Regions from separate parts of the Homo sapiens genome. Here region 2 is linked to region 1. Evidence: chromatin loops called from intact Hi-C (ENCODE). Cell type or tissue: ascending aorta. All regions are shown on one strand. Links, peaks and the distances in the headings refer to the core of each region. The heading gives the core; the rest is flanking DNA.

What was found. Peaks named below come from ENCODE experiments on the same cell type or tissue, not always from the same donor. Only the 100,000 strongest peaks of a DNase experiment are listed, where the experiment ranks them.
Region 2: a loop joins it to region 1, with 6 times the contacts of the local background. A loop is called at or near these places in 2 of 110 quality-filtered maps.

What each region holds. Positions count from the first base shown.
Region 1 is chr3:99,124,556-99,135,974 of GRCh38, reverse strand. No RefSeq gene overlaps it. Among named protein-coding and RNA genes, the nearest start is that of LINC00973, 220 kb to the right of the region's middle. In ascending aorta, for the core only: no CTCF peak of the experiment used is centred there; a DNase peak (open chromatin) is centred at 6,584; H3K27ac peaks cover 3,577 bases.
Region 2 is chr3:99,235,906-99,247,324 of GRCh38, reverse strand. No RefSeq gene overlaps it. Among named protein-coding and RNA genes, the nearest start is that of LINC00973, 330 kb to the right of the region's middle. In ascending aorta, for the core only: no CTCF peak of the experiment used is centred there; no DNase peak of the experiment used is centred there; H3K27ac peaks cover 3,445 bases.

The DNA of each region.
Region 1 (11,419 bases), core at 3,549-8,548:
ACCCTACATTCGAAGCAGCTAAGAATTGGGAAAAGCCAGAAAGATCTTTTTAAATGTCTCTTTTGTGTGTCTTGCAATTAAGGCTCATTCTCTGGGGACATTAAAAATTTGAATATAGAAAAAAAACATGTAAAAGTTTTTATACCTGAAGAAGCTGTGGAAGCAATGGAGCTGAGAACATTCTAAATTAGGAGATTAGGTTATATCCAGAGGAAGTGTTCTATGGAGGCCAAGAACAAATCTGAAAATTAAGTGAATGATGATAAAAGCTAAGGATAGGAGAGTAACTCCCTGATATTTTGTTTTTACAAACTGGCTTTTCAGGACTTATATACCATTTATTGTTGAAATATGGCAATTTTAAAAAACAATTTTTCTATTTAAAAATTTACTGAGTGGAAAGTTGTTCAAATTTGTCTTTCAGAGAATGGTTAGTGAGTTGGCTTAGGAATCAGACTATATGGCTTTAAATGCTATATTTGCTGTATGCCTATGGGCAAATTATATGAAGCCCTGCTGTTTGGATCTCCAGTTTTTAATTAATGTACTATAGTTCATCTGCTGCTAATTTTAATGCATGTGAAATACTAAATAGTCTCTTTTTAAGGGTTGGAATTAAAATGTGAAGAGAATGATATGAAACATCAAAGAAGATAACATGTGCTACCAATTTCATAGTTAATATGGCTGGACACTGAGCACATGTGTATTTCTGGGTGAATACACAGATTAGATTAAATCTGACCACTGATACTAACCACACACACACACACACACACACACACACATACACATGGAATCCTGGGTACACATTATTTGCATTCCTAAATACCAGGGAATAAAACCACTATACTAAAATTGACATTCCATATGTTCTTTCCTATTAACCAGAAATGAACATATTTTCCAACATAATTAAAGCATGATCAGAACTACAAAATGTGGGGTATACATTTAAAAATGATTTTAGCATTAGGTATATCTCCTAAAGCTATCCCTCCCCCTCCCCCCACCCCACAACAGTCCCCAGAGTGTGATGTTCCCCTTCCTGTGTCCATGTGTTCTCATTGTTCAATTCCCACCTATGAGTAAGAATATGCGGTGTTTGGTTTTTTGTTCTTGTGATAGTTTACTGAGAATGATTTCCAATTTCATCCATGTCCCTACAAAGGACATGAACTCATCCTTTTTTATGGCTGCATAGTATTCCATGGTGTATATGTGTCACATTTTCTTGATCCAGTCTATCATTGTTAGACATTTGGGGTGGTTCCAAGTCTTTGCTATTGTGAATAGTGCCGCAATAAACATACGTGTGCATGTGTCTTTATAGCAGCATGATTTATAATCCTTTGGGTATATACCCAGTAATGGGATGGCCGGGTCAAATGGTATTTCTAGTTCTAGATCCCTGAGGAATCGCTACACTGACTTCCACAATGGTTGAACTAGTTTACAGTCCCATCAACAGTGTAAAAGTGTTCCTATTTCTCCACATCCTCTCCAGCACCTGTTGTTTCCTGACTTTTTAATGATTGCCATTCTAACTGGTGTGAGATGGTATCTCATTGTGCTTTTGATTTGCATTTCTCTGGTGGCCAGTGATGGTGAGCATTTTTTCATGTGTTTTTTGGCTGCATAAATGTCTTCTTTGAGAAGTGTCTGTTCATGTCCTTTGCCCACTTTTGGATGGGGTTGTTTGTTTTTTTCTTGTAAATTTGTTTGAGTTCATTGTAGATTCTGGATATTAGTCCTTTGTCAGATGAGTAGGTTGCGAAAATTTTCTCCCATTTTGTAGGTTGCCTGTTCACTCTGATGGTAGTTTGTTTTGCTGTGCACAAGCTCTTTAGTTTAATTAGATCCCATTTGTCAATTTTGGCTTTTGTTGCCATAGCTTTTGGTGCTTTAGACATGAAGTCCTTGTCCATGCCTATGTCCTGAATGTTAATGCCTAGGTTTTCTTCTAGGGTTTTTATGGTTTTAGGTCTAACATTTAAGTCTTTAATCCATCTTGAATTAATTTTTGTATAAGGTGTAAGGAAGGGATCCAGTTTCAGCTTTCTACATATGGCTAGCCAGTTTGCCCAGCACCATTTAGTAAATAGGGAATCCTTTCCCCATTACTTATTTTTCTCAGGTTTGTCAAAGATCAGATAGTTGTAGATATGCGGCGTTATTTCTGAGGGCTCTGTTCTGTTCCATTGATCTATATATCTGTTTTGGTACCAGTACCATGCTGTTTTGGTTACTGTAGCCTTGTAGTATAGTTTGAAGTCAGGTAGCGTGATGCCTCCAGCTTCGTTCTTTTGGCTTAGGATTGACTTGGTGACGCAGGCTCTTTTTTGGTTCCATATGAACTTTAAAGTAGTTTTTTCCAACTCTGGGAAGAAAGTCATTGGTAGCTTGATGGGGATGGTATTGAATCTATAAATTACCTTGGGCAGTATGGCCATTTTCATGATATTGATTCTTCCTACCCATGAGCATGGAATGTTCTTCCATTTGTTTGCATCCTCTTTTATTTCATTGAGCAGTGGTTTGTAGTTCTCCTTGAAGAGGTCCTTCACATCCCTTGTAAGTTGGATTCCTAGGTATTTTATTCTCTTTGAAGCAATTGTGAATGGGAGTTCACTCATGATTTGGCTCTCTGTTTGTCTGTTGTTGGTGTATAAGAATGCTTGTGATTTTTTACATTGATTTTGTATCCTGAGACTTTGCTGAAGTTGTTTATCAGCTTAAGGAGATTTTGGGTTGAGACAATGGGGTTTTCTAGATATACAATCATGTCATCTGCAAACAGGGACAATTTGACTTTCTCTTTTCCTAATTGAATACCCTTTATTTCCTTCTCCTGCCTCATTGCCCTGGCCAGAACTTCCAACAGTATGTTGAATAGGAGTGGTGAGAGAGGGCATCCCTGTCTTGTGCCAGTTTTCAAGGGGAATGCTTCCAGTTTTCCAGTTTTTGCCCATTCAGTATGATATTGGCTGTGGGTTTGTCATAGATAGCTCTTATTATTTTGAGATACTTCCCATCAATACCTAATTTATTGAGAATTTGCAGCACACCAGCATGGCACATGTATACATATGTAACTAACCTGCACATTGTGCACATGTACCCTAAAACTTAAAGTATAATAATAATAAAATAAAAAAAAAGTTGTAGATCACTATTCTAACATATCAAGCAAGAAAATATTATGCTTGGGAAAGTTTCTTGAAGTGGAATGAGGTATTATGCAAAATGAAGATGAATGAGATTTGGTTATCAAAATGCTAACCATCAACACCTACCTGCCAATCAAAATGTATTGGTAACTTATTTTAAATTTCAGATAAAAAATTATATATATTCTAATGAATCCAAAATAAGTATAAAAAGATAAATAGTATATCCAGAGAAATTAATTATGTAAAAGAATTTTCTGTCTCAGATTATACATCAAAGATATGGTCATGTCTGTTTTACTTACTTCGTATAATATTATGTCACATATGTAAATTGATAGCTCTATTAAAACTGTAAAAAATATTTTAAAAAATCATTTTATACTGAAACATTCTAAAACAAAGCTTTTCAATTTACAGATGAAAAAACTGAGTATCACAGGTGTTAGTGACAAAGCAGGGCTAAAACATTAGTGTCAACTCTGTGTCCAATATTTTTCTCAACCCATAATTTAGTAATGACTTTTCCAGTTGTGTTTAGTGTATTTAAAATCACATTCATGTGGCTAGTTAAAAGAAACAGCTTTTAATTATGGAGGAAATTACTGAAAGTATGTATTGCACATAAACTTTGTGCCCAACACTCAGCTAGAAATTATGGCAAGATGTGTAGTGTAGTGTTTAAGTGTGGCAATTTTAATGAAGAGAGCTGGGAGTGCTTTTGCAAAAGATGACTAAGTAGAAAACAATGTGTGATATCTCACATTTTCAAATAGTGTTGTCATTAAAAGTAAAGGGTCTGAACTCAAGCTGATTGAGTTCCAATATAGGTTCTACTAATTCCCAGCTATGAAACTTTGGTCAAGTTATTTTACCTCCCTTAGCCTCAGTTTTCTCATGTTGTAAAACAAAGTTTTCACCTTCCTCCAAAGGTTGTTATGAGGATAAAATGGCATAAAGTAGTCAAAGCCCTTGTGGGCCAGAGCCTAACAGGAAGTAAGTGGTTAATAAATATATTATCATCATTATTATTATCATTCAAATGGTGTTAAAGTCCAGCAGTTCTTCCTGAAATGTGAAAAACTCCGGAGATGTTTTCTCCTTGGCTATTAGTTTATGGTCACAAATAATGTGTTTAGATTTTTCTGTATCTGTTCATAAAGTTAGGCAAAAACATATCATGGGATTATTATGTGATTAAAATAAGATAGTCTATGTACAGTGCCTAGCAAAGTACCTTGTGCTTGATAAATCTTAGGCCCCACCCTTTCTCCCTCACAAAGAATAGGTTCTAGATATTTCTGTGAACAGGCAAAGATAGGAATATTTTCCCCAAATAAAGTGCTTAAAACAGGTACGGTGGACATTAGAGACAAGTCAAAGAGAAAAATTATAGTAACTTTTGACAAGTTGGATACTGGAGATGAAGGGAGAGAAGACTTAAGAAGGCTAAGGTTTTCTGAGACCAGAATAAAAGAACAAGTCACAGAAATGAGGAGCTGGCTAAAATGGTTAGTTACCTTGTTGAAGACGAAAGTGAAGAGGATGGTTTGAAGTGAAATATAGAGAGATAATTTTTAAAATTTAACATCTCGTAATTCTGTAAGCATGTCAGATAGAGCTACCAGCTAAGAAGTTAAATAGACTCCAAAATTCTGTCATGATTAGCAAGAGAGATCAGAGATGTTCCCTAAATCGACAAAGTCTGTGACAGAAGTTTAATTATAAATTACGTATCTGTTCTGAAGGGCAGGTAATACAAAAGAATTAAGGGTAGCAGACCCACCAAGAGCAAAAGGACCCAGAAAGAGACAGCAGAATAACAGCAAACTCATTGGTTCTGCATAATTTAGCCAAGAGTCTTCCATAGAAATGTGTTATTAAAGCAACTGAGCTCTGAAACTTTGATCAACTGAGCTCTGAAACCAATTTCATTAATGGGATTCTCCCCACACTAAGAATATTGGAAGCCATATACAATAGGTTGAATTGCATTCCCCTAAAATGTGACCCTATTTGGAAGTAGAATTGTTGTAGATATTAATTAGTTAAGGTAAAATGCAGTCATACTGGACTAGGGTAGCCCCTCATCCAGTATGACTGGTTTCCTTATAAAAAGGGGAAAGTAGGACACAGATAAGCAAATGTGGAAGACACCATGTGAAGATGACATCAGAAACTGAAGTGACACTTCTACAAATCAAGGAACGACAGATTGTTAACAAACCACCAAATGCTAGGAAAGAGGCATGAAACAGATTCTCTGTCACAGCCCTCAGAAGGAACTGACCCTGCTGACACCTTGGTCTCAAACTTCTATCCTCTAGAACATTGAGACAACACAGTTCTGTTGTCTAAGCCACCCAATTTGGTTATTGCAGCACCAGCAAACTAATACACATTACATTTCTCTGGCAATATCCCACTGTTGACTATCATTGCTACACGTTACAGAGAACTTTATGTCTTTTCTTAAAAAGAAGAATTCTTTGATGCAACAAGAAGAATTCAAAGAATACTTAAGAATAGATTTTGGGGGGTTTAAGGGAGGCCTATTAAAGCTGAGAAGCAAGTGATGCTGATATGGATCTGCATCGCCACCAAATCTCACATCAAATTGTAATCTCTAATGTTGAAGGTGGGGTCTAGTGGGTGGCTGGACCATGGGGACAGTTTCTCCTGAATGGTTTAACATCATCCCCCTTGGTGCTGTCATCAAAATAGTGAGTTCTCATGAGATCTGGTTGTTTAAGGTGTGTGGCACCTTACCCCTCTCTCTTTCTCCTGCTCTATTATGTGAAGTGCTGGCTTCCCTTTTGCCTTCTGCCATTATGGTAAGTTTCCTGAGGCCTCTCTGGAAGCTGAGCAGAAGCCACTATGCCTCCTATACAGCCTGCAGAATTGTGAGCCAATTAAACCTCCTTTATTTATAAATTACCCAGTCTCAGGTATTTCTTTATTTCAGTGTGAGAACAGACTCATACAGATACACAAATGAATTGCCTATGTCCAGTGAATATGACGTAAAAGAATAGGAGGAATACAAAGATGTCAGGCTTATTAATTTCACACAAGTAAAAGAACATTGTCAGCTTGTTGTATGTCACAATAAAAACTAATGCATATAGTTAAATTTGCAGAGTACACACGTAGAGAATCGGAGTTGACTATTTTGTTTTATTGTAGAGTCCAAATATTTTACGTATTCTAAAGAGCCCATAAAAATAACAGAACAGTAAATGACTTTAGACAGCATCTCATCTTGTAAACGTGGAACTGAGAGCAAGGAAGAGTAAGTGGCAGTCACAGCACTAGCCAAAGTCAGAGGCCTTGTGTCATACAGACTGAGAAGAGGTTGAAGCCCTTGGATTGAGTCAGAATCTCTGTCCCTAGACCTTGCTCGGTGTCCTTAGGTTGCTTGTTCAAAGCATGGTCCCTGAAGCCAATCATGCCAAGAATGTTTATGAAGCTAGCTATTCCCACAGAAACTCTGATTTGGCCTCATAAGCTACTGAGTCATTATGACTCAAGAATTTAGCTAGTTTGTGCCATTCTTTTTGGTTCCTGACCTAATTATGGAAATGCCGAGCTTGAGCTGTGAGAGCTTCTTGTGCTAATAAAAATAGATTCACAGACATGGTGAATTCACAGACATTGGGAAGGAGCAAAATCTGGGAAGTCATCTCATTATTCATTGTATTTGCCCCCTTCCCACTTTCCTCTTATCATCCCCTGAAGATCAAAAAGTGCAGATTGAAAATATCTTAGAAAGAGTCAGACTCCTTTGATTTACAAAAAGGAGACTGAGACTCACAGTAATTGTGCCTTGCCTATGGTTACACAATGAGTTTATAGAAAAACTGGGCTAGACCAAGTTTCCCAGATTCCAAGTTCAGCTTTCTTGAAATAACACTACTCTGCCATCCCAGGGGAGACTTTTTTCCATATATACTGTGTGTGCATATGTGTGTGTGTGTGTGTGCGCGTGTGTATTCAACATTAAGTGAAACAAGCATTCCTGCCTTGCTATTGATTGAATTGATATTGTTAACTCTTACATGTGAAGTATAGATGATAAACAATGGACAAGTCATGCTACAAGTTTGTCCAACCCCTGACCCCTTTATGCATTTTATTATTATAGCCCTAGTATACAGAGGAAATTGATTCTTTTCCAATCACTTTCATTCAAGGATATTATATTTCTGTATAAAAGCTTTGGTGGACTGATAGTTTCCATGAAAACATACAAATGAATATAATAGATAGACCTGTGCCAAACACACATTTATGGCGTGTTCTCAAAGTACTCTAAAAGTAAAGTAATTCTTTTGGGACTAGCCAAAGCATATTTTTAAATACTCTGTGCCAAGATCTCTGCAATTCAGCTACTAACTGACAATAGTTGGCAGTCTTGAGTTCATTCAATCCATGTGTACAAGAGCCTCACTTTCAATATAATGGCTGGCTCAATCCTATGGTTGTAGTACTAGCGAGAATTACTCTGAAGTTAATAGGTCATAGTCTTCTTAGCATGGAGTGAAATACAAACAATCAACAGAGTTTACTGAACTCTTAAATGGCTAATTTGGGCCGGGCACACTGGCTCATGCTTGTAATCCCAGTACTTTGGGAGGCCAAGGCAGGTAGATCACTTGAGGCCAGGAGTCTGAGACCAGCCTGGCCAATATGGTAGAACCCCATCTCTACTAAAAATACAAAAATGAGCCATGTGTGGTGGTGCGTACCTGTAATGCCAGCTACTCAGGAGGTTGAGGCAGGAGAATCACTTGAACCTGGGAGTTGGAGGTTGCAGTCAGCTGAGATCACACCACTGCATTCCAGCCTGGGTGACAGAGAAAGATTCTGTCTCAGATAATAATAATAAATAAATAATAAAATTAAATGGCTTCAAATTTATTTTTCAGATGACTTGTCTAAATTACTCAACGTGTAGATCATAAACTTTGAGTCATAAGGCGCAGTCCTATAGTTTTATTAACTCCTTTTATTCTAATTGTTGTTCTGTCACAAGTCTGCACTTCAATTAGCTTGTAAAGGATTAATTGATAACCTCACAAAGTGCAGACATCAAAAGAAAAAAAGAAAACCAAATTCTGCATGGCAGTTTAGGCCATAACATAATCAAGCTAAAAGTCCTACTATTTATAAAATCTGATCCTAGTTTAAATGAAACCAATACATTCTCATTAATAATAAGTTTTTTTCTTAGCATCTTCTTTTTTCCAATATGCCTATCAAGAAAAACATTAATTTCAGTTGGTACATGGGATTTGCTGTTCATGGTCAGACCTATTTCTGTTCTTCATTTTTAGATTTCTCCATCTACTTTCAGATGCCTGAAAATTTTAGAGAAACAAAACTTTTCATTTTATAAGCAGAGACTAAGAAGGAAAAATACACATGAACATGCTAGGCAATTCCATAAGTGTTAAATGTATGAACGGTACCTCTAAAGGAAATAATTTCCACACAAATAGTTGCAACTTATTTGCTAAAACCATTCCATTTTACTGAATTTGAATTCAAATGGAACTATCTGAATATTCCTCACTAAAAATCTGAGTACACATATTGTCTTGTCACTATGTTTTTAGGGATACTTTTCAGGGATGGTGATTGGAAGCTTAACGCTTGACATAGAGTACAAAGGTGTGAAACCCTCCATTCACACAGGGAAGGATCCTGCTATCGCAGGAACAGAACATGTGGAAATCTGGTTCCAAATTCCACCTGACAACCAGCATAACAGCAATAGAGCTACAGTTTCCAGAAAGAATCATTTCTATTTCCAATATTAACAATTTTTGAGCTGAATTCTTCTCTACCACATTTAAATAAGACAGTTCCTCAATAAAGGGGCAGCAGTTAACCTAGAAGAAAGAATATATTTGAAAAATATTCTGGCCTTTAAAATGTCTAATAAAAAATATTTCTTTCCCTCTAAAACATCAAATAACAATACTCAAAATTATTCATGGTATTTCTGTATGTCTGATTTCACTACACACATTTTTTTTAACTAATTGTGTCTTGCCTAAAATTCTAGAAGCCAGACCCTGTCTAGAATGGACAATTCCAATCTCAGCAGGATTCTCTTTCCTGAGAGGGAAAAAATATTCCTTGTCATTCTTGTCTCAGATTGGAGGAAAGTGGCCAGGAATTTTCATAGGTAGACTTCTTTGGTCAAGTTGCTAAATTTCTGGAATCAAAATAGGCCTTCACTGGGATGGGTTGTGAAAGTGATGTTTGTTCAGTTCTTACATTTGGGGGTAAGTAGATGCCCTGAGTAGAAAATGTGAATGTCTGTCCAAGAGATGTGGGAGTGCCTGTTACCACTTCCTTTCCACAGCATTTCTCTCACTGGCTTGCTGCATCTGGAATTTCTCGGCTTCTTTATGAAAATGTTGATGTTTATTCAGACTTTCTGAAACTTCACAATGATAGTCAGATGTCTGTGGCCACCTAGGTCACTGAATGGGAGGCTGGCAGCTCTGGAGACCACTGAGGCTGGCACCTGCAACACATCTCCAGAGATGTAAAAGCAGACTGGTCAAAGTCAAGTCCAGAGAGATGATGTGTGAATGTTTAGTCTGAGGCATTTTTTATCCGAGTCTCTTTTTTTTGACAACTTAAACTCACCCTTCTAAGTTCGTTGGTCTGACTTAGTTCTTACAAAATGAAGTATAAACTATTTTTCTTTCTTGGCCTGGCAAAAAAAGTAAGACTCTTTTCCGATATGAATATGAAGGGAAGTTGTGAGAAACTTAGGACAGCTGAAATTAGTGAAGTGATTGTACCTTTTAGGAAGACAAACAATTCATTCAAAATGCACTGCAAGTTATAGAACTGCAATTAAATATGCATCACATTTACACATTTTATTCTAATATCCCAGGGCACTCCAATCCCAACCTTCTCACCATGATTCCTGAACAAAGGGGACAACTGTGTGGTAAAGGATAAATGGAGAAAGAAACACTTACAATTGGTCTGAGGATTGCTATGGTTTATCCCACTGTACCTGGATGAGTTTCTCATTAAACTGCAGTTTATTTTGTTGCAGAATTAGGTAAGGTGAAAATGAAGCTGAAAATCAATCAAGTATTTTTTTCACACCTGTGCTTCTACAACTACAGTAGAGTTGAAGAATATAGAGATGTAGGCATTTCAACATAATGATTCAGGATGACCCTCTGTGAGCACAGGAACAGCCACACAGACTAGTTCATCTTTTCAAAGCAAGGGGAAAGGACAGTCTCTGAAAGGGAAAGTCTACCATGGAATTCATTTTGCAATTCAGGGAGTATTTGGGGAACCAAAGATGTAAAAAGACATTTTGACTTATTCAACCTTTTGGTATTCCATTAAAGTTAAAACATACAATCTGTTTGCTGAAAGATATTTCTAACTTATTGAATATCAGCCCATCAAGGAAGAATATGGCAGGAAACGTCTTACAGTTGCTTACAATGGGCAGCAGCCAAGACTAAACATTCATTATTATGGGGTAAACCTTTGTATATCTAAGCACACAATTTTTCAGATAGAATGCATATATAGACTTAGCATCTGGAAAATTTCTAATAATCTCCAATCTGGGTTCATTTTTTAATGGTAGACTAACCACAGCTATGGAAATGCTTGGACTGCACTTCCACAAGGATATTTTGGGCCAAGTAAGGTTGGCGGTATAGGGACTTCATTTCAGAACTTGGCAGTGCTTCTCCTAACTAGCAGGTGTTGGAACTAATAACAGAATCAAGTGGGTAATAATCAGCAGAACATTTATAAATGAAGGCAACAGAGCTCCACTGTTCTCACTGGTGTGCCTGATAAAATGCAAAGTCCCTGGATACATTCATTTCTGCCCATGTTTTATTTGCTTGGAAAAATGTTTGATATGTGAAGACATGTTTACAAGATTTTATCTGTTCTCAAAATATCAATATAATTTACTCAATTACTCTGAGAAAAAAAGAAAATCTCAACTTATCTGTACTACGCTTCGCCAGAGAAACAGAATCAATAGAATGTACACACACACACACACACACACACACACACACACACAGAGAGAAAGAGAGAGAGAGAGAGAGACAAGCATGCATAAAGACAGAGACTGTGGTAAGTCTGAAATCTGCACAGCAGAATGGCAGCCTGGAAATTTTGGCAGGAGTTGATGTCATACTCTTGATTCTTACGACAGTCTTGAAGGAGAATTCCTT
Region 2 (11,419 bases), core at 4,302-9,301, 110 kb before region 1:
TATATTGAATGTAGTCAAATTTATCAGTTGTTTCACTTATAACTTGTCCTTATTTCCTCTTTAAAAATTTTTTCTTAATTCTTTCCCATGAGTATATAATAATATGAACCTAAATTTTCTTCAAAATTATAAAGTTTTGCTTTCATATTCCATTAAGTTTTTTATATATTTAGTCATCTTTGTTTTGCTACTGTCATTAATGAAGTGGGGACTTCATCTTTGTTTTGCTACTGTCATTAATGAAGTGGAGACTTCTAAGACTTTTTATTGTAGAAATAAGTTGCATCAGTTAAGGTCCAGTCAGAAAAGAGATACCATGTTAGGTATTCCAGGGAGCAAATTTAACATAAAGAATTGGTTTCACAGGCATTGAAGGAGTGAAAGGACAAAAGAAGAACATTTTTTTTAACCCAGAGATAATAACATAAGGAAGTAGACACTAGCCTCAGTCTGAGAGAAAAGAAGGGAAGATTCTAAAGTTACCAGAGTCTAAAATCTCAGAGGAATCCCTTGCAGAGTTAGTGCTCAGATCTTTAAGAAAGCAGCATCACCAGGTTCCTGCTGGGACCTCTGATGGGTAAGATGAGGCTGGCTCTGGAAGCAGTGAAAGAACCCAAAAGCTGGAGTAAACTGTGGCTTCTGGGCTGAACTACTACTGCTCATATGAATTGTTATTGTTAAGGCAATGCTAATAAGAAATCAAGAAAAAACCACAAAGTTCTCTCCTCTCTGCTTTCCAATCTACCTTTGCAATCTACCTTTGCAATATTGCCTCATATTGGCAGAACTCAAGAGGAAGCCAGCTAGAAAGGAATCTGGCAAATATAAATTGCAATTTCCTAATCACAGCTTTACTGAGTATAGTAAAAAGGGTGGATTTGTATCCAAGAGACAATATAGATGAATAACCAGCATAGGAATGCAAAAGGACATGCAACCTGATCCACATGGGTGAGGAAGAACATAGTAAATGTCCATTGTTTTTTAAAGAGAGAAAAAATATTCAACTTTGCCAATATTTAAAAAGGTTAATTTAGAGATTTTATACTGGTGCCCTCACTCAACCGGTATAGTGTTGAGTTTAAAGTGTTGAGTTTAAAGATAAGCTAAACACTTTTGCCAAAATACACATCCTGAACTTGACCTTAGATATGAGTTAACAGTTACTGTCAACAGTATGCTACCTAGTAGATATATTTTATGATAAACACAATTAGCTTGACCCTTTGCAATTAATTTGGCTCTTACAGATAAAGCTGACATTTCAGCAGTAAGTGAGAAAGAATCAGCTCTCCAATAGTCACCGCTTTTATGAAGAGGATGGGGGTGGAAAGAGAAGAGGAACATTCCATTATGTGACTTGCTAACAAAAGTAATATATACATTAATTATCAACTGTATATATAATAATCTTGAAATTAAAATATTCTAGTCTGAATATTTTCCAAATGATTCAGTGTATTTTGAACCTTTCATTTGGAAAATGTTTAATCTAGAATATTTTAATTTAAAAATTATTATTTTCTAAAAATATAAAAATAGGTCACTTTTTTTTTTGGTGCCAGACTGTTTTTTGTTTTTTTTTTTTTTTTTTTTTTTTTTTTTTTTTTTTACTGTACTTTAAGTTTTAGGGTACATGTTCACAACTTGCAGGTTAGTTACATATGTATACATGTGCCATGTTGGTGTGCTGCCCCCATTAACTCATCATTTACATTAGGTATATCTCCTAATGTTATCCCTCTCCACTCATTCCACCCCACAACAGGCCCCGGTGTGTGATGTTCCCCTTCCTGTGTCCAAGTGTTCTCATTGTTCAATTCCCACCTGTGAGTGAGAAAATGTAGTGTTTGGTTTTTTGTCCTCGTGATAGTTTGCTGAGAATGATGGTTTCCAGCTTCATCCATGTCCCTACAAAGGACATGAACTCATCTTTTTTATGGCTGCATAGTATTCCATGGTGTATATGTGCCACATTTTCTTAATCCAGTCTATCATTGATGGACATTTGGGTTGGTTCCAAGTCTTTTCTATTGTGAATGGTGCTGCAATAAACATACGTGTTCATGTGTCTTTATAGCAAAATGATTTATTATTCTTTGGGTATATATCCAATAATGGGATGGCTGGGTCAAATGGTATTTCTAGTTCTAGATCCTTGAGGAATCGCCACACTGTCTTCCACAATGGTTGAATTAGTTTACCATCCCACCAATGTGTAAAAGTGTTCCTATTTCTCCAAATCCTCTCCAGCACCTGTTGTTTCCTGACTTTTTAATGATCACCATTCTGGTGTGAGATGGTATTTCATTGTGGTTTTGATTTGCATTTCTCTGATGGCCAGTGATGATGAGCATTTTTTCATGTGTCTGTTGGCTTCATAAATGTCTTCTTTTGATAAGTGTCTGTTCATATCCTTTACCTACTTTTTGATGGGGTTGTTTGTTTTTTTCTTGTAAATTTGTTTGAGTTCTTTGTAGATTCTGGATATTAGCCCTTTGTCAGATGAGTAGATTGCAAAAATTTTTTCCCATTCTGTAGGTTGCCTGTTCACTCTGATGGTAGTTTCTTTTGCTGTGCAGAAGCTCTTTAGTTTAATTAGATCCCATTTGTCAATTTTGGCTTTTGTTGCCATTGCTTTTGGTGTTTTAGTCATGAAGTCCTTGCCCATGCCTATGTCCTGAATGGTATTGCCTAGGTTTTCTTCTAGGGTTTTTATGGTTTTAGGTCTAACATTTAAGTCTTTAATCCATCTTGATTTAATTTTTGTATAAGGTGTAAGGAAGGGATCCAGTTTCAGCTTTCTACCTATGGCTAGCCACTTTTCCCAGCACCATTTATTAAATAGGGAATCCTTTCCCCATGTCTTGTTTTTGTCAGGTTTGTCAAAGATCAGATGGTTTTAGATGTGTAGTATTATTTCTGAGGGCTCTGCTCTGTTCCATTGGTCTATATCTCTGTTTTGGTCCCAGTACCATGCTGTTTTGGTTACTGTAGCCTTGTAGTATAGTTTGAAGTCACATAGCGTGATGCCTCCAGCTTTGTTCTTTTGGCTTAGGATTGACTTGGCAACGCAGGCTCTTTTATGGTTCCATATGAACTTTAAAGCAGTTTTTTCCAATTCTGTGAAGAAAGTCATTGGTAGCTTGATGGGGATGGCATTGAATCTATAAATTACCTTGGGCAGTATGGCCATTTTCCCGATATTGATTCTTCCTATCCATGAGCATGGAATGTTCTTCCATTTGTTTTTGTCCTCTTTTATTTCCTTGAGCAGTGGTTTGTAGTTCTCCTTGAAGAGGTCCTTCACATCCCTTGTAAGTTGGATTCCTAGGTATTTTATTCTCTTTGAAGCAATTGTGAATGGGAGTTCACTCATGATTTAAACAAAGAAAAATAGATCACTTTCTAATCACATTTCAGAAACAATAGATTGACATTAGAGAAGATGAAACTTTACTCACTGAATTTTGGCAAAAATTATTCACAATTGGTGGATGACAGTAAAAAGTGGATCTCAAGATATAATGGCAACCAATGATATTCTTGTTTTCATTTGAGACCTACAGGCTGTTAGTAATCTTTTTAAAACTAAAGCAGCTATTAGTACGGAATATAAAATAAGGTGAACTAAAACCAGGTTTTGAATCACTATAACATAAACTGTAAAACTAAGATTTATTTTTACAGTGAGGAATATTTACTTTCAACAAAATTTAAGTAAAAACAAAATAATTTTATATTGTTATTAATTAATATAAAATATGCATTTTAATTTGTCTTATTTTAATAATTCTTAGGTATATTTTAAATTTTTTATAGTTACATATTAGGTCAGTAGTATGTAGATGTATTTTGTGAACAAAAATTAATATAGTGGGTCTGTGTGAACAAATCTGGTTGTTTTTAACCTAATGAAGTATATAGTAGGGTGTACAATCAAAAGTGTCTTCATCCTCTACCTCCGTGTTAACCTTCCTAGCCTCTGGTAACCACCAATCTACTGTATCTTCACAAAATCCATTTTTTTAGCTCCCACTTATGTTTGAGAATATACAATATTTGTTTGTCATTCTGTGTTTGGCTTATTTTACTTAACGTAATGATGTCTAGCTCCACTGATGTTGCTGCAAATTATAAAATTTAATATTTTATGGCTGAATAATATTCCATTGTGTATATATAACACATTTTTTTAATCCATTCATTTGTTGATGGACACTTAGGTTGATTCCATATCTTAGCTATTGTGAATAGTGCTGCAATAAACATAGATGTGCAGATATCTCTTCAATATATTGATTTCCTTTCTTTTGGATGTATACCCAGTAGTGGAACTGCTGTAGCACTTGGCAGTTCTATTTTTAGTTTTTTGAGGAACCTCTATACTGTTTTCCATTCTGTACTAGTTTACTTTCTCACCAACAATGTACGGGGGTTCCCCTTTCTCCACAAGTTTGCCAGCATTCTTTATTCTCTATCTTTTTAATAAAAGCCATTTTAACTGGGGTGAGATGATAAGAGAATATGTAAACTCTAAAATTAAACTCGAATTTATTAGCAGAGTATGGGTTAAAGTTCATATATTTTCATGAGTTTTCAACTTTACTGCATGTTTGTTCTTAAGTGAGCAAGTCAGTCTACCCATTTAGGTGCTGAGGCTTAGAAAATGTTAGCCGAAAGTACCTTGAACTGAAGGAGATTGAGAGGGTCAAAGAATCGGGAAGATCACTTTGACTCTCTCCTGGTTTTTGTGTGAGAATTGACCATAAAGAAAGTTTCTGACTTATCTTGTCTGAAAGTAGATCATCCCAGAGGGATCCTGCCTCATACTCAGGAGGAAGGAATGCTACATGGAGAGACCAAGAAGAATCTGAACAAACAGGCCTTGCTAAGTTACTTCCAGTTTATTACCATTAGATCATATCCCTTTTATTCAGTCATCCTTTTACATGACTATCCATTCCTTACTGAACCTAAGCATAAAAATACACAGTTTTCTTTTAGTCTTTGGGTCTTTATTTCTGAAGCCTCCTATGGTCATGTAAAGTGTTGTCAAATATATTTGGTATGCTTTTATCTTGTTAACTTGTCTTTAATTACAGGTGTGTCCACCATGACCCTTGTGATGAGAGAGGAAAAGAAATTACCTTTTCTCCGCTACATAGATATCAACATCCTCATTTATGCTAACCCATTTGTGGCATTTATGCCAACCCGTTTGTGGCATAAATGATATCAAAAGACCCCTTCAAACCTCACATTTTGTATTACATAGAAAATTATTCTAAAATTAGGCATTTCAAACTCTTCCATTAAATTCTAGAGTTCCAGTGAGCTGATTTTCAGAGTTTGGTGACTGGCAGTATTCCCAGGGCCTGTGATAGACATGTAGGTTTTCTCCTGGTGCAGTTGAAATGACCCTCCAAAGCAAGACTCCACCACTGCTGTGAATTCCTGGGGCCTAGAAGAGGAACTTACAGGCTAATCCCTAAGCTTTTTTTGTTGTTGTTGTTTGTGTTTTGGTAGGGATGAGGCCTCACTATGTTGCCCAGGCTGGTCTTAAACTCCTGGCCCCAAATGGTACTCCTGCCTTGGCCTCTTAAAGTGTTGGGATTACAGGTGTAAGCCACCACACCCATCATCCTGAGTTTTAATGAATCATTTCAGAGTAACCTAGTATTTCCATCTGGGGCAGGCAGCATTTAGACCTGCTCTTCATATTACAGTGTGTGCTTTCTCCCACCTACTTCGTGTACAGACCACTTTGTTAGTCAGCTTACCTCTTTCCTCTACCATCCTTGGATTATCTCTTTGGCATTAAGGTTCGTACGCTTGAAAGATATAAATGTGGTCTTCCCTCCTTCTGGCTCCTCAAACTAACTATCCCCCAAGGGTTTCTTGAAAGAAGAATAATATGCCCATTTGGGATATGTTTGTTTTGTGTCTGCTCCTCCAGCAGCTAACTCTGCCCCAGTCCTGCAATGAGGATTTGGAGTCTAAGATATGAAAAGCAACCCATAAGAATTTTAGAGACTCATAAAGTTTGTAAACTAATGATCTTGGTCTTTCATTTTCTTTGGAAAGGTGGCAAACCAAAGTTGCATAGAGTCAGAAGGAATTTTTAAGACATAAGAAAATGCCTTTATTTAGGCTTTCATTCCTTGAAATGCTAGACAACTTGTCATTCTCCAGTAAAAAAAAAAAATCAAAAATGAAAAGGACTTCTGCATATTGGATGAAATGACCTTCAGAGGGGCAAAAACAAGATAATCTGATCCATGATAGAGGAAGAATGATATGGCCAGGAGGCAATGGCAGACAGCAACTGCTGTGAAGGGAGACAGGATTGACTGGGGACAGATCCAAGAAGACAAAAGAGAAACAACTCGCCAGGGAGTGGTTAAAAGTTCTTTCCTGTGCAATGCAGTGGAAAAAGCCAGAGGCACGAAGAGCTCAGAAGTCTATAAAAGAAATAAAGAAGAGCCAAGCAGAGCCAAACTCTGGGGCAGCCTGGGTGACAAATGATAGCTTGTTCCTAAATATCTCACCCTGTCACTTTAGTACTTGAAATGTCTACTATTAGTCATTTATTTGGGTGATGTTATCTCTAGAGTCAAATATCAGAAATTACATTAATTAAAGGGGAGACAGGAGGGGAAGTCATTGACAAGGAAATGTTAATTATTATTTCAGATTAGTTGATACTTTGGAAATCCAAGAGTGGAGTCCTAGGAGAACCTAGTACAGGAAGGCATATCCCTAGTCATTTACTGAAATACAAACTTACTTAGTTCTCCTTGTATCACTTATCACTCCCTGATAGTTTTTCTTTTCACCTTTTTATTCTTTCTCTTCCATTCTTTGACTCTTTCCACTAGTATCCATGAGCACAGAAACATACGTCTTGCTTACAGCTGCATGACCAGTGACTGGCATGTGGTCGAGCACATAGTAAGCTATCAAGAAATATGTGTTAACTGACTAGTGAATGGTTGAATGAATAAGTAAATGAATGAATAAATGAGGTAGTGGAAAAATGATGTAGGAAAAAAACCCAGAGATGGGTTTTTGTATGTGTGCAAAAGACAGGCATAAGTAAGGAGGTATGGTGCTGGGAACATGGCCAAGAAGAGAAAAGTGAGGAGTTTTGACACTTGGATACCTAAAGTTAGAAAATAAAGAGGATTATAAAAAATAAATTTTTCACTTTTACTCAACATTGGCCCTGGAAGTAAACATACTTACTGTGCTCTAATCTAAAGGGGTAAAACAACAACCAAAAGCTGTTACTATATTTCAGAACTATTAAGAGATCTTTGGAATGACACATCAGCAACACTACTTCTTTATTTGCTTGGGCTTTGATGAAAATATCCCATTTACTTTGTAAGAAATGTTACAGAACTGGGTGCTCTGAAATGCTGGTTTTTAAGTTACAGAAATAACAAGCATTTTGCTTAACTCTATGGTGGTCCTCGTTAAGCAAGTTCAGACATTGAATTCCAGTGAAACCTTCTCTATGAGCTTTGGTGGTTTATTTCATGACTGACTCCAAAGTTCATGTATAGAAAATAGACAAAAAGAACCCTTGATAAATTTAAAATTTAGTAGCTTCATTATTATTTTACTCCTTCAAGAAATGAGAACTGTTCAACATCACCAATCATCAGGGAAATGAAAATCAAAACCACAGTGAGATATCACCTCACTTCAATTAGAATGGCTATTATCAAAAAGGCAAAAGATAACAAGTGTTCCCAAGAACATGGAGGAAAGGGATCCTTTACTTACTATTGGTGAAAATGTAAATTAATACAGTCATTACAGAAAACAGTATGAAGGTTCCTCAAAACACTAAAAATAGAACTACCATATGATCCAGTCATGCACCTGAAGGATATATACCGAAAGGAAATTAAATCATATGTTGGAGAGATGTCTGCACTTCCATGTTTATTGCAGCATTATTCACAATAGCCAATATATGGAACCAAATTAAGTGTCCATCAGTGGATGAATGGATACAGAAAATGTGGTATATAAACACAATGAAATACTATTAAGCCATAAAAAAATTAAATTCTGTCATTTGCAAAAACAAGATTGAACTTGAGGGATATTAAGTTAAATGAAATAAACCAGACACAGAAAGACAAATACTGCGTGATCTCACCCATATGTGGAATCTAAAACAGCTGATTACATAGAATCAGAGTATATAATGGCTAAGGAGAGTGGGGGGAGGGGGAGGATGGAAAGCTGTTGGTCAATGGGTATAAAGTTACAGTTAGATAGGAGAGAAATAAGTTTTGGTGGCCTATTGTACAATAGGGTAACTGTAGTTGAAAACAATGCATTATATATTTCAAAATAGCTAGAAGAAGGGATTTTGAATATTCTCATTACAAAGAAATAATCAATTTACGAGGCGATTGATAGACTCTAGTTACCCAGATTTGACTATTTTACAATGAAGTATACATGTATAAGAGTATAGGAACATCACTGTAATCCCAGCACTCGGGAGGCCGAGGTAATCAGATCACCTGAGGTCAGGAGTTTGAGACCAGCCTGGCCATTATGGTGAAACACCGTCTCTACTAAAAATACAAAAATTAGCCAGGTGTAGTGGTGGGTGCTTGTAATTCCAGCTACTTGGGAGGCTGAGGCAGGAGAATAGCTTGAACCTGGGAGGCAGTGGTTGCAATGAGCCGAGATGGCGCCACTGCACTCCAGCCTGGGCGACAGAGTAAGACTCCATCTCAAAATAAATAAAAAAGGAGCATCACATTGTACCCGATAAAACTGTACAGTTATTATGTGTGTCAATTAAAAATAAAATAAAAACTTACAAAAAGGAAATGAGTAAAAAAAAAATCTAGCGTGGGAATAATTTGACTTGCCTATTTTACTTCCACAGAAATCGAATCAAGTCAAAGGGTTAGATAGTATAAATGGCCTTAAATGTTCCCCATCTTCTACAGCTATAAATTTGTTTGGTTCATTGCTGTGTTTTCTTGCCTTTTATTTTCCCTCTCCTCTCTTCCCCTTTTTAGTTTAGTTTAGTTTAGTTTAGTTTAGTTTAGTTTAGTTTAGTTTAGTTTAGTTTTGCATACTGGAAGTAAGAAAGCTGTGATAACTCAAAGGCACAATGAAGACCCTATACACAGCCTACCTGGCTGATCACCATTATTTTGAAGGGGAATTCTTGTGCTACCACCCATACTATTTCATCTTCAGAATTTCATTTCTGTTATTTCAGTGTTTCAAGGCTAATCAGTCACCATCTAATTGCAAGTGCCATCATCATCCAGGGCTACTGCCTAAAATTTTGTGAAAAAGTTAAGAAAGGGGAAAATAGTATTCATGTATTTGTGAAGGCAAGGTGAAGAAACCAAGGAAGATGTGGTTGGCCATTGTATTTTCTACTGTAATAAAAATGTTCCAGTGACAACTCAAAGATAAGGGCCTACTTACAGGGCCAAATACTCTCTTTTTTGTGTATTGTCATCACATTTACCAAGGTTATTGGAAGTGTATTGTAATTACTACACTTTGAAAAGGCCCACTGTCTCCAACTATGTGTATTTTACCCTATGTGAGAGAGACGTTCATTCTTAGGAATTGAGATTAGTCTTCCTTTATGGAAAGTTCACAACTGGTTTCAGTATTTCAAAAGGCACTTTACCAAAACAAGTCTTGGAAAGTAAAATGGAAAAAATTGTGTTTCTGTTTATTCATACTTCCAATTATTTATGTATACAGCTGGCCCCTAACTTATGATAGTGTGACTTTTGCTTTTTTGACTTCAAGATGATGCTAAAGCTATATGCACTCAGTACAGTATTCAATAAATTATAGGGGATATTCAACACTTTATTATAAAATGGGCTTTTTAAAGATTATTTTGTCCAACTATAGGCTAATGTAAGTGTTCTGAGAATGTTTAAGTTAGTCTAGCCTAAGTTATGATGTTCAGTAGGTCAAATGTATTAAATAAATTTCAAACTTTTGATGAATGTATCAGGATATATTTCCATTATAAATTGAGGAGCATCTATAATTAAAAGAAATATAAGTTTTAGTTATGCTATTGTTTGATGCGTTCCCTAAAGTTCATGTGTTGGAAATTTAAACACAAATGCAACAATGTTGAAAGGTAGGGCCTAATAAAAGGTGATTTGATCATGAGAGTTTTGCCTTCATGAATGAATTAATATCATTACTGTGGGAGATGGTCAGTTATTATAGAATGAGCTCCTGATAAAATGTATGAGTTCGACACCTCTCTTACTGGGTTTGTCACAGAGTGTCTGAGTGATATTTTAAAAATCCAAGTCAAATCATGTTTTCCTTTATTTAAACCATACTAATAGCTTCCAGTCTCAGCATGAAATGCAATCACTCCTCAAGACCAGGACCATTTACAACAACAGGATCTGACTCTCTGCTATCTCTCTCTCAACTCCAATCACATCCTCTTCCCATCTTGTCTCTCCCTATCAGCATTCAAATCCTTCTCCCTCTGCTCCAAGCAGACTTGCTTCCTTGCTACTTATTTCTGGAACACATCAAGGTGATTCCACACTAAGGCATTTGTACTTGGAGTTTCCTGCAATGGAATGTTCTTCTACCAGATTTTCACATGGCTTCCTGTTTCCTTTCCTCCAAATCTCTTTTCAAATGTTACCTTATCAGAGAGGTAGTCCTTTCCACCCTAGTCAGAAGTAGCTCAAATATCCCCTATTTCTTTCATTATCTACCTCCCTTAGTTTGCTTCATTTGCTTCCTTTTTTCATTGAATTTATCATCATGTGTGCGTAGATTTTTTTCTATTTGTGTTTTTTTGTCTCCCCTCACCAGAAGACAAAAAGCTAGTACTCTAACATCATGAAATCAGGAGTGATTTTCTTTGTTTTAATTGCTTTAATTTCAATGTTAAAATACAATGTGGCATATTCCTGGCACATCCCTAAAACTAACAAAAAAATTTTAAATTGAGACATGAAAAACCATTCAAAATATCAATGAATTCAGGAGTTGGTTTTTTTTGAAATATTGAAAATATTAATAAAATGGATAGGCCTCTACTTAGACTATTAAAGAAGAAAAGAGAAAAGATACCAATAAACACAATTAGAAATGATGAAAGGAATGCTACTTCTAACCCTACAGAAATAAAAACAACCATCAGAAACTATTACAAACATCTCTACACACACAAACTAGAAAACCTAGAAGAGATGAATAAATTCCTGGACACATACATAATTCCAAGACTGAATGAGAAAGAAATTAATTCTCTGAACAGACCAATAACCAGCTCTGAAACTGAATTAGTAATAAATAGCCCACTAACCAAAAAAACCCAGGACCTGATGGATGCACAGCCAAATTCTACCAGATGTACAAAGAA